3 separate regions of the Homo sapiens genome follow, and regions 1 and 2 are each linked to region 3. A link is a contact called in ENCODE Hi-C or POLR2A ChIA-PET data. All regions are on one chromosome and are shown on one strand. Each heading gives the region's core, a stretch centred on a gene start or an enhancer-like site at or near the end of the contact. The rest is flanking DNA. Distances are from core to core; before and after follow the strand shown.

What was found. Hi-C counts contacts between places; a loop is a spot of excess contacts on that map. ChIA-PET counts read pairs that join two places held with the same protein, here RNA polymerase II (POLR2A). Pooled maps may share reads with other maps.
Region 1: a pooled map shows a loop between it and region 3 (2.0-fold over the local background). The contact joins two enhancer-like sites. A Hi-C loop is called at or near these places in 2 of 50 pooled maps. POLR2A ChIA-PET finds 5 or more read pairs at or near these places in 4 of 52 experiments (K562, Panc1, RWPE1 and 1 more).
Region 2: a pooled map shows a loop between it and region 3 (5-fold over the local background). The contact joins two enhancer-like sites. A Hi-C loop is called at or near these places in 4 of 37 single-sample maps with no recorded cell type and 3 of 50 pooled maps. POLR2A ChIA-PET finds 5 or more read pairs at or near these places in 3 of 52 experiments (A549, activated B cell and activated CD4-positive, alpha-beta T cell).

The regions. Positions count from the first base shown.
Region 1 is chr19:29,965,619-29,969,472 of GRCh38, reverse strand. All of the region lies in intron 1 of URI1 (URI1 prefoldin like chaperone), which reads right to left. Among named protein-coding and RNA genes, the nearest start is that of URI1, 25 kb to the right of the region's middle. RefSeq lists an enhancer at 2,425-2,694. Within about 2 kb of position 1,757, at least 3 of the 41 ENCODE cell types and tissues checked have a DNase peak (open chromatin) inside an H3K27ac peak, as active enhancers do.
Region 2 is chr19:30,028,970-30,032,964 of GRCh38, reverse strand. No RefSeq gene overlaps it. Among named protein-coding and RNA genes, the nearest start is that of URI1, 89 kb to the right of the region's middle. RefSeq lists enhancers at 2,048-2,547, 2,613-2,662. Within about 2 kb of position 2,649, at least 3 of the 41 ENCODE cell types and tissues checked have a DNase peak (open chromatin) inside an H3K27ac peak, as active enhancers do.
Region 3 is chr19:29,835,674-29,839,283 of GRCh38, reverse strand. No RefSeq gene overlaps it. Among named protein-coding and RNA genes, the nearest start is that of CCNE1, 25 kb to the right of the region's middle. RefSeq lists an enhancer at 1,558-1,837. Within about 2 kb of position 1,668, at least 3 of the 41 ENCODE cell types and tissues checked have a DNase peak (open chromatin) inside an H3K27ac peak, as active enhancers do.

The DNA.
Region 1 (3,854 bases), core at 508-3,007, 130 kb before region 3:
GTGTTAAAGGTTATAGAAGATAGTCTACCTAATGTTTCCAGGAAGCCTTTTTAATTAGTAAATATGCAAATTTGGCACATATGCTTTTTATGTTTAAGAAACAAGTCACTGGTAGAATGGCATGTGTTCTTGCCATCACTCCCCATAGTCTACCCTCCACTTCGTTCCGGCCATTCTTGCCCTGTTCCTTTTACTTCCCTTAAACAGTCTCCCTAGGAAGATAGACGAACAACAAAATCCATTTCACAATGTACAAGAGAAATTTTCACTACCAAAATGCTGCCTTACATTTTAAAGTCTTTATTAGTTACATATAGTGTGTAGAATATCAGAGACTTCAAATAAGCACTATCCAAATGTAAACTAAAGAAGTGACATTTGGGAAATCAGAAATAAGGGGAAAGATGAAAGAGGTAGATATAAAAATATATAGACTAGCCTTCTGATGGCATGTCTAGGTTATCTTTGTTTATATGATTTATGGTCCACCTACTTGCAGAAAAGATTTAAGCCCAAGCAGTTCTATTATATTTAGAGGGTTTTTTTTTTAGTTGTCTTCTATTTCACAGCAAGTTATTCAAAAGAAAAAATTAGTAAATTTTGGTCAGACGCGGTGGCTCACGCCTGTAATCCCAGCACTTTGGGAGGCTGAGGTGGGTGGATCACGAGGTCAGGAGATCGAGACCATCCTGGCTAACACAGTGAAACCCCATCTCTACTAAAAATACAAAAAAATGGCCGGGCATGGTGGCAGGTGCCTGTAGTCCTGGCTACTCGGGAGGCTGAGGTAGGAGAATGGCATGAACCTGGGAGGCAGAGCTTGCAGTGAGCCGAGATCGCGCCACTGCACTCCAGCCTGGACAACAGAAGGAGACTCCATCTCAAAAAAAAAAAAAAAAAAAAAAAAGAAAAAATTAGTAAATTTCTACAACTTAGAAATTTTAGAAGGTGTTATAAAAACAAATATTTTTCCCTTAAGTTAAATTATTCTAAATAATCTTATTTCTCCTGAAAGGGGACTCAGATTAATTACTTTAAGTATTAAATTTTAAAAGTAACCATAAGGCAGCGAGCCTTGTTCTACAAGCAACACTTGAAAAACACAGCAAAAGAAACAAAAACATTTCATTACTTTGTTGTCCTCCACAAAAGTAAGACCACAATGGAAGAACAAAACTAGTTTTTGTTTATTTTTTAAACCTGCCAAAACATGCAAATAGTGCCCCTAAAGAAAAAAAACTTATTGTATTATTTTCATTTTTCTTAAAAATAGTTACTAGGCTTCAACTTTAAAATACCTGAACTAGTAAATTCTTTAACATAATGACCTCGTTTACACTCAAGAATTTATAATAAAGTATGTACCTACATAGAAGTACAGCAGTAAGTCCACAGTAAAGAAAAAGAACTATGAGCTGATTTACCACTATTTAGGAGTCTTTACCAACAACCCAGTGGCTACAAAGTCATATGGTATCCATTCTTTGCAACACAAAACTGTCTTTAACCTATGAGCAATAACAACAGGAGTATATGCCAACACTGCATGTGACAAAACGAACTGCAAAGAGTTCAATGGAGGCGGTTTAAATCTTTATTTGGAGAGGAAACCTGTATTCAGAGATGAAGTAACTTACTTAATATTACACAACTGTCCAGGAACTGGTAAGAGATGAGACCAGTTTTAAAACCAAGTCTTTCTATCAGGGATTCTATCTAATCCTAAAGTGCACAGTCCCTATACTGGCCTGCTTCCAACCATCATGCGGCTTACTGGATAACAGCAGAAAAACACTGGTTACAGCTGCAGTCTTAAAACACTGACTGCTATTGCTGTTTCTCCTCCACTAGTTAGTTCCTCAGTCCCACACTCACAAATAAGACCTTGCCAATCATGTCAGTAAAAGCAAATTCTGTAAGCTTAAGTTCACCAATTCACTAACATTATAATCCTTATTTCTTCCAATGCCTCCTACAGCTCCTGACCCTTTCAGATGAAACAAGTATAAACACATTTCCCAAGCATCATTTACTAGTATATCTGTGTATGTTTAGGTGAAGGTAGAAGGGTAATGTGCTAGCCCTACAATTACTATCACACCTCATCATATTTTTAAGACACTTATAAATTAATAGGGTTAGACACCTAGAAGGACAATGATGGACAGCCCATCCAAAAATATTTTTCTGTTCATTAGTGTCCACCTAACATACACATACATTTTGTTACCAAGGGTTAAAATAACATTTGGTAACTTTTAAGCTCCACACATTATATGGAAGACAGGAATAATAATTTCTTAGCTGTTGTTCCTCAGAAGCTGCTTTTTAAAAATTATTTTATAAAGGAGAGCAGTAACATGCAGTAAGATCTCCAGTACTTAAAATTTTCATTTGTGCTATTTATATTGGTGACAGACCACAAGAGGGCATAAACCTATGAGTTTCTAAGGCAAGTTAAATACAATGCCACACTAAAACTAGACTGGAACAGAAAGCCTAAAAGGTCAAGAGTACTTCTTCATCTTTGATACTTTTCTCAAAAATGCTTCACTTCTAAAACTTGTCTCACCATACTGCAATTTTAAATTCTTCCTGTATGGGTTAATGCATAATATAACAGTTTGGGAACTGTGCTAATCAGAGCTGTCTAAATTTATATAGTTTGCTTCTCCTGCTAGACTGTGGCTTCAAGACAGATCTTACTATTTTGGTTTTAAAGCTGCTGAGTCAAAAAGAAAATAGTATCAGTGGGAGCTGAAGCCAATGGATACTGGACATACATGTTATGTGACAGTTACTTAAAAGCTGAAAATAATTTCTTAAAAGATAGATTTGTCAAGTAGATGTATAAATATCATTACCAAAGTATACAAATAGTGTACTTTCAACAAAATTTACAAAAATTACAAATCTTTTAAGTAAACCCCTTTGCAAATAAGGGAGGAATTGACTACAGGTTCCTAACAGAAAAAAATGCAATAAGCACTGGGATAAACTGTAATAAACTGAGTGTTGCTGTATAAAAACCACCATAGCCTGAGCAGAGTGGCTCACGCCTGTAATCTTAGCACTTTGAGGCCCAGGCCAGTAGATCACATGATGCCAGGAGTTCAGACCAGCCTAGCCAACATGGTGAAACCCCGTCTCTACCAAAAATACAAAAATTAGCCAGGTGTGGTGGTGCATGCCTGTAATTCCAGCTACTCAGGTAGCTTGAATTGCTTGAACCAAGGAGGTGGAGGTTGCAGTGAGCCGAGATCACACCACTGCACTCCAGCCTGGGAGACAGACAGAGACCCTGTCCCCAAAAATAAATAAATAAATAAATAAATCAACCACCATAAAAGTAAAGAAAACCATTTCAATTTTAAACAAATTATGTTCCAAATATGCTGCAAAGCAAAACTGCTAATGAAAGCTAAGTCCAATTATATGGAGCCACTTCTGAAAACACTTACATGTTCTTATTTAAAATGTTAGCTAAGATGGAATCAAAAGTCTCCTTAATCTTTACCTTTATGTTTTAGCCAGATTCCTCCTACACAGGCTTCTAAGCATTTTTTCCTGTATGCCAATCTAGTCTCGTTTTACACAAATATCGGACTATGTCTAACGTGCTCTGGCACTATACATCTCCCTCCCTTGTTGGCTTTACCTACAAACTGGGCTCTTTTTTTCTTTCAGTAATCATTACTCACTATCTTAAGTATTCTATTACAGTTTTCTCCTATTGGAAATATTTTAAGAGTGGTGACACATACATTCAGTAATACTTCTAAGAATGAAGACGTTTACATGTTTGGAGGGTTTTGGGGGTGACTTGAACTAGAGATCCAGGAACTCTAACTGTT
Region 2 (3,995 bases), core at 1,400-3,899, 190 kb before region 3:
AATAGATGAAGAAAAAGCATTTGGCAAAATCCAACACCTGCTAATAATAAAAACTCACAGTAAACTAGGAATAGGGTGAAGTTCCTCAATTTAATTTTTAAAAATCTACAAAAACCCACGCTAACATCATACTTAATGGTGAGAAACTTGAAGCCTTCCCACTAATCAGGAACAAGGCAAGGATATCCCCTCTCACCACTCCTTTTCAACTTCATATTGCAAGTCCTTGATAATACAGAAAAAGAGATAAAAGGTATACACATTTGGAAGGAGGAAGCCAAACTGTCTTTGTACATAGATGACAGTCATCTTTGTAGAAAACTGGAAAGAATCAACCAAAAAAGAAAACCTCCTGAAACTTATAAGTGATTATAGCAAGGTTACAATGGTCAATCACTTCCCTATACACCAGCAGTGAACAAGTGGAATTTGAAATTATAAACACAATACCATCTACAGTAGCACCCTCAAAATGAAATACTTAGGTTTAAATCTAATAAGTTATGTACAAGACTTATATACAAAACTCTGACAAATGAAATCAAAGAACTAAATCAATGGAGAGGTACTCCATGTTCATGGACAGGAAGATTCAACTGTCAAGATATCAGTTCTTTCCAACTTGATCTATAGATTCAATGCAATCCCATTCATAATCCCAGCAAATTATTTTGTAGATACCAATAAACTGATTCTAAAGTTTACATGGAGAGGTAAAAGACCCAGAATACCCAACACAATATGGGAGGAGAACAAAGTTAACTGACATTTTCAGACTTCAAGACTTACTACAAAGCTACAGCAATCGAGACAGTATGGTATTGATAAGAGAGAAACAGGTCAATGAAATGAAACAGACAGCTCAGAAACAGAGCTACATAAATACAGTCAACTGATCTTTGGCAAAGGAGGAACGGCAATGGAATGGAGCAGAAAGTCTGCAACAAATAGTGCTGGAGCAACCTGACATCATATGCAAAACAAATCTAGACACAGACCATACACCCTTCACAAAAACTAACTCAAAACTGGTCACAGACCTAAATATAAAATGCAAAACTACAAAACTCTAGAATATAGGAGAAAAATCTAGATGACTTTGGATTTAGCAATGGCCTTTTAGATATGACAGCAAAGGCATGATTCATGAAAGAATAAACTGATAAGCTGGACTTCATTAAAATTTCTGCTGTGTGAAAGACACTGTCAAGAGAATATAAAGACAAACCACAGACTGGGAGAAAATATTTGCAAAAGGCATTTCTGACAAAGGATTGTTATCTGAAATACACAAATAAGTATTAAATTGAACACAATAAGAAAACAACCTGACTAAAAAAGGGGCCAAAGTCCTTAACAGACACCTCACCAGAAGACACACAGATGGCAAATAAGCATCTGAAAAGATGATCCATATCATGTTTTATCAGGTAAATGCTAATTAAAATGACAATGAGTTACCACTACACACCTATTAGAATAGCCAAAATCCAGAACAGTGACACCACCAAATATTGGCTAGAATGTGGAGCAACAGGAACTTTCATTCATTGCTGGTGGGAATGCAAAATAGTACAGCTAGATTGGAAGACGGTTTGGCAGTTTCTTACAAAACATAGTCTTACCATATGATCTGTCAATCATACCACTTGGTATTTACCCAAAGAAGCTGAAAACGTATGTCCACACAAAAAGCCACACACTGATGTTTATAGCAGTTTTACTTGTACTTGCCAAAACTTGAAAGCAACCAAGATGTCCTTCAGTAGGTGAATGGATGAACTGCGGTACATCCCGACAATGGAATATTATTTTCAGATCTATCAAACCATGAAAAGACATTATGGAAACTCAAAGGAGAACGAAGCCAATCTTAAAAAGCTAAACATTATGTGATTCCGACTACATGACATCCCAGAGAAAGCAAAACTATGGAGACAATTTTAAAAATCAGTGATTACCAGGTATTGGGGCATAGGGACGGATGAATAGGCACAGCACAGAGGATTTTTAGGGCAGTGAGACTACTCAGCAACTATAATGGTGGATATGTGTTCTTATATATTTATCCAAAGCAACTGAATGTCCACCAAGAGTGAATTCTAATACAAACTATCAACTTCGGGTGATGATGTGGCAATGGATATTCAACTACTGTGGCAATGGATATTCAACTATTGTAACAAATGTATCACTCTGGTGGGGATGTTGATGATAGGGGAGGCTATGCAGGTGTGGGAGCATGGGATATATGGAAAATCTCTGTACCTTCTGCTCAGTACTGCTGTGAATCTAAAATTGCTCTTAAAAAACAGACTTTTAAAAAAATTAGACAAAATTATCAAAAACAACTACTTTTCACCTCTGAGTATTGACCAAAACATAGGACAAATGGAGAAGTGTTTATTCAAGAAAACTACTGAAAGTTGGGTAAAAATGATGACAGTATGTGGCATTGTGACCACTCTCCCTCACCCCAGCTCCTTCAGACAATAGTTCTAACAGGGTGGGACAGCTTGTAAAACCAGAAGCATTTATACTGTAGGGAGCTGACTCAATCTGAAACAACGTGGAAAAACCCAACGCCCAGGGGCTTTGTTAAATATAGCAATTTCAGTGCCAAACATAGGAGAGGTCCACATACATCATAGATGACCTGAAGCTGAAATACTATAGCTGGGCCAAAAAAGAGATCAGAAGAAAAAAATTTTCTGCCTGGAGATTTAACAGAAACAATCAGGAAGTGAGACAATCATAGTCCTTGATAAGCTTACATTTTGAAAGGTAATGGGCATATTAGGGTATGAACATGCTGAGAGACCAGAGAAGGCTCTAACTATATACATACCCCCAGGGAAGACTCGTAAACTGCATAAATTTTCAGTGTGTTCCTCAAACAAAACAGAGACTTTGACAAAGGATGAAAGTCTTACCAAAACAAGATGCCTAAGTACAATCTCTGACCAGTCACCAGCTGATCACTAAGATATATTGATCCAAGGTGACCCATAAGTAGTCAAACATAACTGAGGAGAGACATCAGAGGCCACACGCTGTAGAGAAAAACTCATTATTAATCTTGGCCAAGTCATAAAACAAACAAAAAAAGGGACAATAACCCCTGGCAGGAGAGTATCAGAAATAAATGCTGTTACAATGTATTATTTAAAATGTCCAGTTTTAAACAGGAAAGTATGGCTTATCTAGTATAAAAAAAAAAATACTCAGTATAAACAGAAGCTATTTCCAAGGGTTCCCAAATGTTGGACTTAACAGACAGACTTCAAAGCAGCCAATAAAAATACATCTTCAAAGAACAAAAGAAAACCGTGTTTAATCAAAGCATGAAAACAATGACTAATCAGAGAACACTTAATAAAGAGATCAACATTTTTTAAAAAATGGAAATTCTGGAGTTGAAAAGTAACTAAAGTGAAAGCTTCATTAGAGGGACAACAGCAAACTTGAATGCAGAAGGAAGAATCAGTGAACTCAAAGATAAATCAATACAAATTACACAATCTGAAGAACAGAAGTGAGAATGAAAAATGAACCAAGTAGGAAATCTGTGGGTTACAATCAATACCAACATATGCATAATGGGAATCCCAGAAGAAAAGAATAGTGAGGGCCATACAAGTTTTGACATCTTTTGAAGAGTCATAGAAGTTTTTAATGTCTGAAAACATTCCAAATTTAGTAAGAAGTATAAATCTGTATATCCAAGTATCTCAATAAAATCCAAGTAGAATAAACATTAAAATATCCACACCGATACACATCAAAATCTTGAAAGCAGCAAGAGAAAAATGGACTTATCATGCACAGGGGAACCCCAGTAAAATTAGCAGCTGACTTCTCAAAAGAAACAATGAAGGCCAGAATTAAGTGGTATAACATACTCTACTGTCAAACAAGAATTCTAAATCCAGTAAAACTATCCTTCAAAAAAGAGGACAAAAATAAAGATCTTCCCAGATAGACAAAGAGAATTT
Region 3 (3,610 bases), core at 419-2,918:
AATCTGTGAGTCTTTCAGCCGTTGCTGTGTGCCCCACCGTACACATACCCTTTTCTAATGTGTGCCAAACAGTGAAATCTAATGATAATAGATAAGGATTGTAGGAAGAAAGCAATCTAGAACCGATTATTTCTTTTCTTTCTTCAGAAATAACCGTTAGGTGAGGAATGTGATTTGAGGTGCACCAAGAGGGGTCCTCAGTTTCTAAACACTGCCCCCCAGACCCCCAATACACACATACCCTGCCTCTACCTCCACCCAAAGAGAGGACTCAATACTGAGGTCAGAACTCCTCTACGTGGGACTATAGCAAAGAAGAACGCAGGAGAGGGGACGGTGGCTGGGGACACAGCAGATGGGCACTGCCAGGCAGGACTGCTGTGGGCATTGCCAGGGAGAGCCAGGATGCAAAAATGGCAGTGAGGGGGCCCTGGTAAGGGCTTCTAGGGCTTTGCTGATCTCCAGGCTCATGCGAGGGCTGACTAGCTTGGGCAGACAGACCTTTTTTCTTTTTTCCCTCCAACAGAAACAAAAGGATAAAATCATTGGCATCACTGCTGGACATGGTGGCTCACGCCTGTAATCCCTGCACTTTGGGAGGCTGAGGCAGGTGAATCACCTGAGGTCAGGAGTTCGAGACCAGCCTGGCCAACATGGTGAAACCCTGTCTCTACTAACAATACAAAAATTAGCTGGGTGTGGTGGCGGGTGCCTGTAATCCCAGCTACTCAGGAGGCTGAGACATGAGAATCACTTGAACCCGGGAGGTGGAGGTTGCAGTGAGCTGAGATCGTGCCACTGCACTCCAGCCTTGACGACAGACCAAGAACCTGTCTCACAAAAAAAAAAAAAAAAAAAAGGAGAAAGAAAAAAAGAAATCATTGGCATCAATTGGGCTCATTCAACGTAGATTACTGATGTGTTATTGTTTTGAAGATAGAAGAAATATAATTAATAAAAGCCACCCAGCCCGCCTTTTGTGTTTCCGTGAATTCCTTATTGACGTCTGCATCTATCTCAAGCCGCAGATGAGCCATCCTTTTCAGCTGCCCTGGATAGCACGGAGATGAACAGTGTGGAAAAATCACTCCTGGGATCTGTACACTCATCTTCTGCAGCTGCAATTTTTCTTCTGCAGCCTCAGTTTTCTCCATCACAGTGGTGGAATCAGAGAGGGGGTTTCCCGGGAGCACAGTGCAGGGTTCCCTTCAAGGAAGAGCAAAGTCCGCCTCAGTGCTGGAAGCTTTTTTGGGAGGCCTGAGCGCCTTCCCACCTTGGATCTCTCTCTCCAGAGCCACCAGACAACCAGTTACCTTTCAGGCACCAGGCTTTGATGGGTGTGGGGGAACTATTTCCCGGCAGCGGCCCTGGAATCACACCTGCCTCACCTCCGGCCTTGATGTGCCTTAGAGGGACTGAGGGCCAAAGGTCACCTCAGGGATCACCAGGAGGCCTAGGGAATAGAAGTAAGGTGTGGGGTGGAGGCTGCGGGCTTCTCTCTGCCCCTGGCAGCTTCTCGCCCACCTGCTTGCTAGTTTGACTTTGGTCCTGCCCACTGTCTCTCTCACACCCACCCACCCTGACATCTAGAGAAATGAAAGCTCCTTTGCATGACAGGAAGCAGGGGAGTTCCCTGAAGTATGATTGCAAACCTGAAAACATCCCCAAACTAGTCTTCCATCACCACCTGGAAGACAAGAGTTGGAAGAGAAACAGAAAGCAACTTTTTTTTTTGAGACAGAGTCTCACTCTGTCGCCAGGCTAGAGTACAGTGGTGAGATCTCAGCTCACTGCAACCTCTGACTTCCTGGGTTCAAGTGATTCTCCTGCCTCAGCCTCCTGAGTTGCTGGATTATAGGCACGCACCACCATGCCCAGATAATTTTTGTATTTTTAGTAGAGATGGTGTTCATTGGGCAGATGAGGAAATTGAGGCCCATAGTAAGTAAGGGACAAGCTGAAAGCCCCACAGGACCTTGGGGTCAGAGCCGAGACTCCTATAAATCCAGGAATCTCAAACTCAGGTGCCTATGGGAGCCAGGCCCATAAAAGAAGATGTCTTTGGACACCAAGACATCTTTGTATTGAATATTAAACATGCTCAAGTAGTCTGCATTTCTAGAAGAAATGTTCCCTCTCTGCCATTCTTCTTGAAACACTCCACCTTCTTGATCTACACAGTTTTCTCACTTTTGTTTTGTTTTTTAAAGACACGGGGTCTTGCTATGTCACCTAGGCTGGTCTCGAACTCCTGGGCTCTAATGATCCGCCCTCCTCGGCCTACCAAAGTGCTGGGATTACAGATATGAGTCATCATGCCCGGCTAATTTTTAATTTTTTTGTAGAGACAGTGTCTCACTATGTTGTCCAGGCTGGTCTTGAACTCCTGTCCTTAAGTGATCCTCCTGCATCAGCCTCCCAAAGTGCTGGGATTACAGATGTGGGCCACTGCACTCAAAGCTGTTTTCTCACTTTTGATAGTCACAGTTACAAGAAATATTTGTCTACTCCAAGAAGATGTGCAGTGCGTTTGTGAAGGTAAACAGCAATGGAGTCTGAGACCTTAGCGTAGGGTGTGGTAGAGGTGGTGAGGATTCTGGTATATTGCAGACCACATGCCCTGCCTGCAGGGCTGCCCAGAGCTGGGGAGCTGTATCTGAATGTGAACTTTCCAGGTTTTCAATATTGCCTCAAGTGTTTTGAAATGACTCGGCAGCCCCAGCACAACCCACCTGACCTGCAGGCCCCAACGTGCAGCCTCTACATTAGCCCTGAATGCTGGGGCGAATCCCCTACAGCTTAGAAGAGGGATGGAAGATGCAGAACTTCAAAGGCAACCCTTCTGACTGGGTATGGTGGCTCATACCTGTAATCCCAGCACTTTGGGAGGCTGAGGCAGGAGGATCATTTGAGGCCAGGAGTTCAAGACCAGCCTGGGCCACATAGTGAGAGCCCATCTCTACCAAAAAATAAATAAATAAATAATAAGAGATGTAAAAAATAAAATAAATAAAACTTTTTTTTTTTAAGAAGGAGGGAATGCTTCAGACCAAGTAACCATCTTACAGAGCTTGGATGTTCATTACTTGTCTATAACAAGAGATAACTCAGGGGCTTAGCAAGAGGAGCACAGAGAGCTTTCTGGATGGATGACTCAGGCTGTGACTGCTGGAACATACTAACTTTGGATTTTTTTCCTTTTAAAAAAGGGACAGTATCCCAAGGATGGTTCATCACAGTGCTGCCCCAAAGTAGAGGGGATGGATTTGTCTGTGTGTCTAATGGTGCATTGCAGACTGGGCTGTTGGATGCCATGCCCCCGGTAACCCCGCCAGGAACTGGGATTCCGTGGTGTATGGCACCTTTGCTCAAAAAAGGACTAGAACCTGGACAGGGGCTTGATTAATTTCTGTTAATGTCTCGCTTTCTAATCTTATGCAATCTTTTGGTCTTTTGCAAGTAGAAGATAGTCTATAGTCTCCTGGGCATGAAAATGTAAGAAAGTGGCTATAAATGTAAGAATCCATCCATCCGTCCGTTCGTCCATCAATCCATCCGTCTGTCTGTCCGTCCATCCGTGCGTCCGTCCATCCATCCATCCATCCATCCA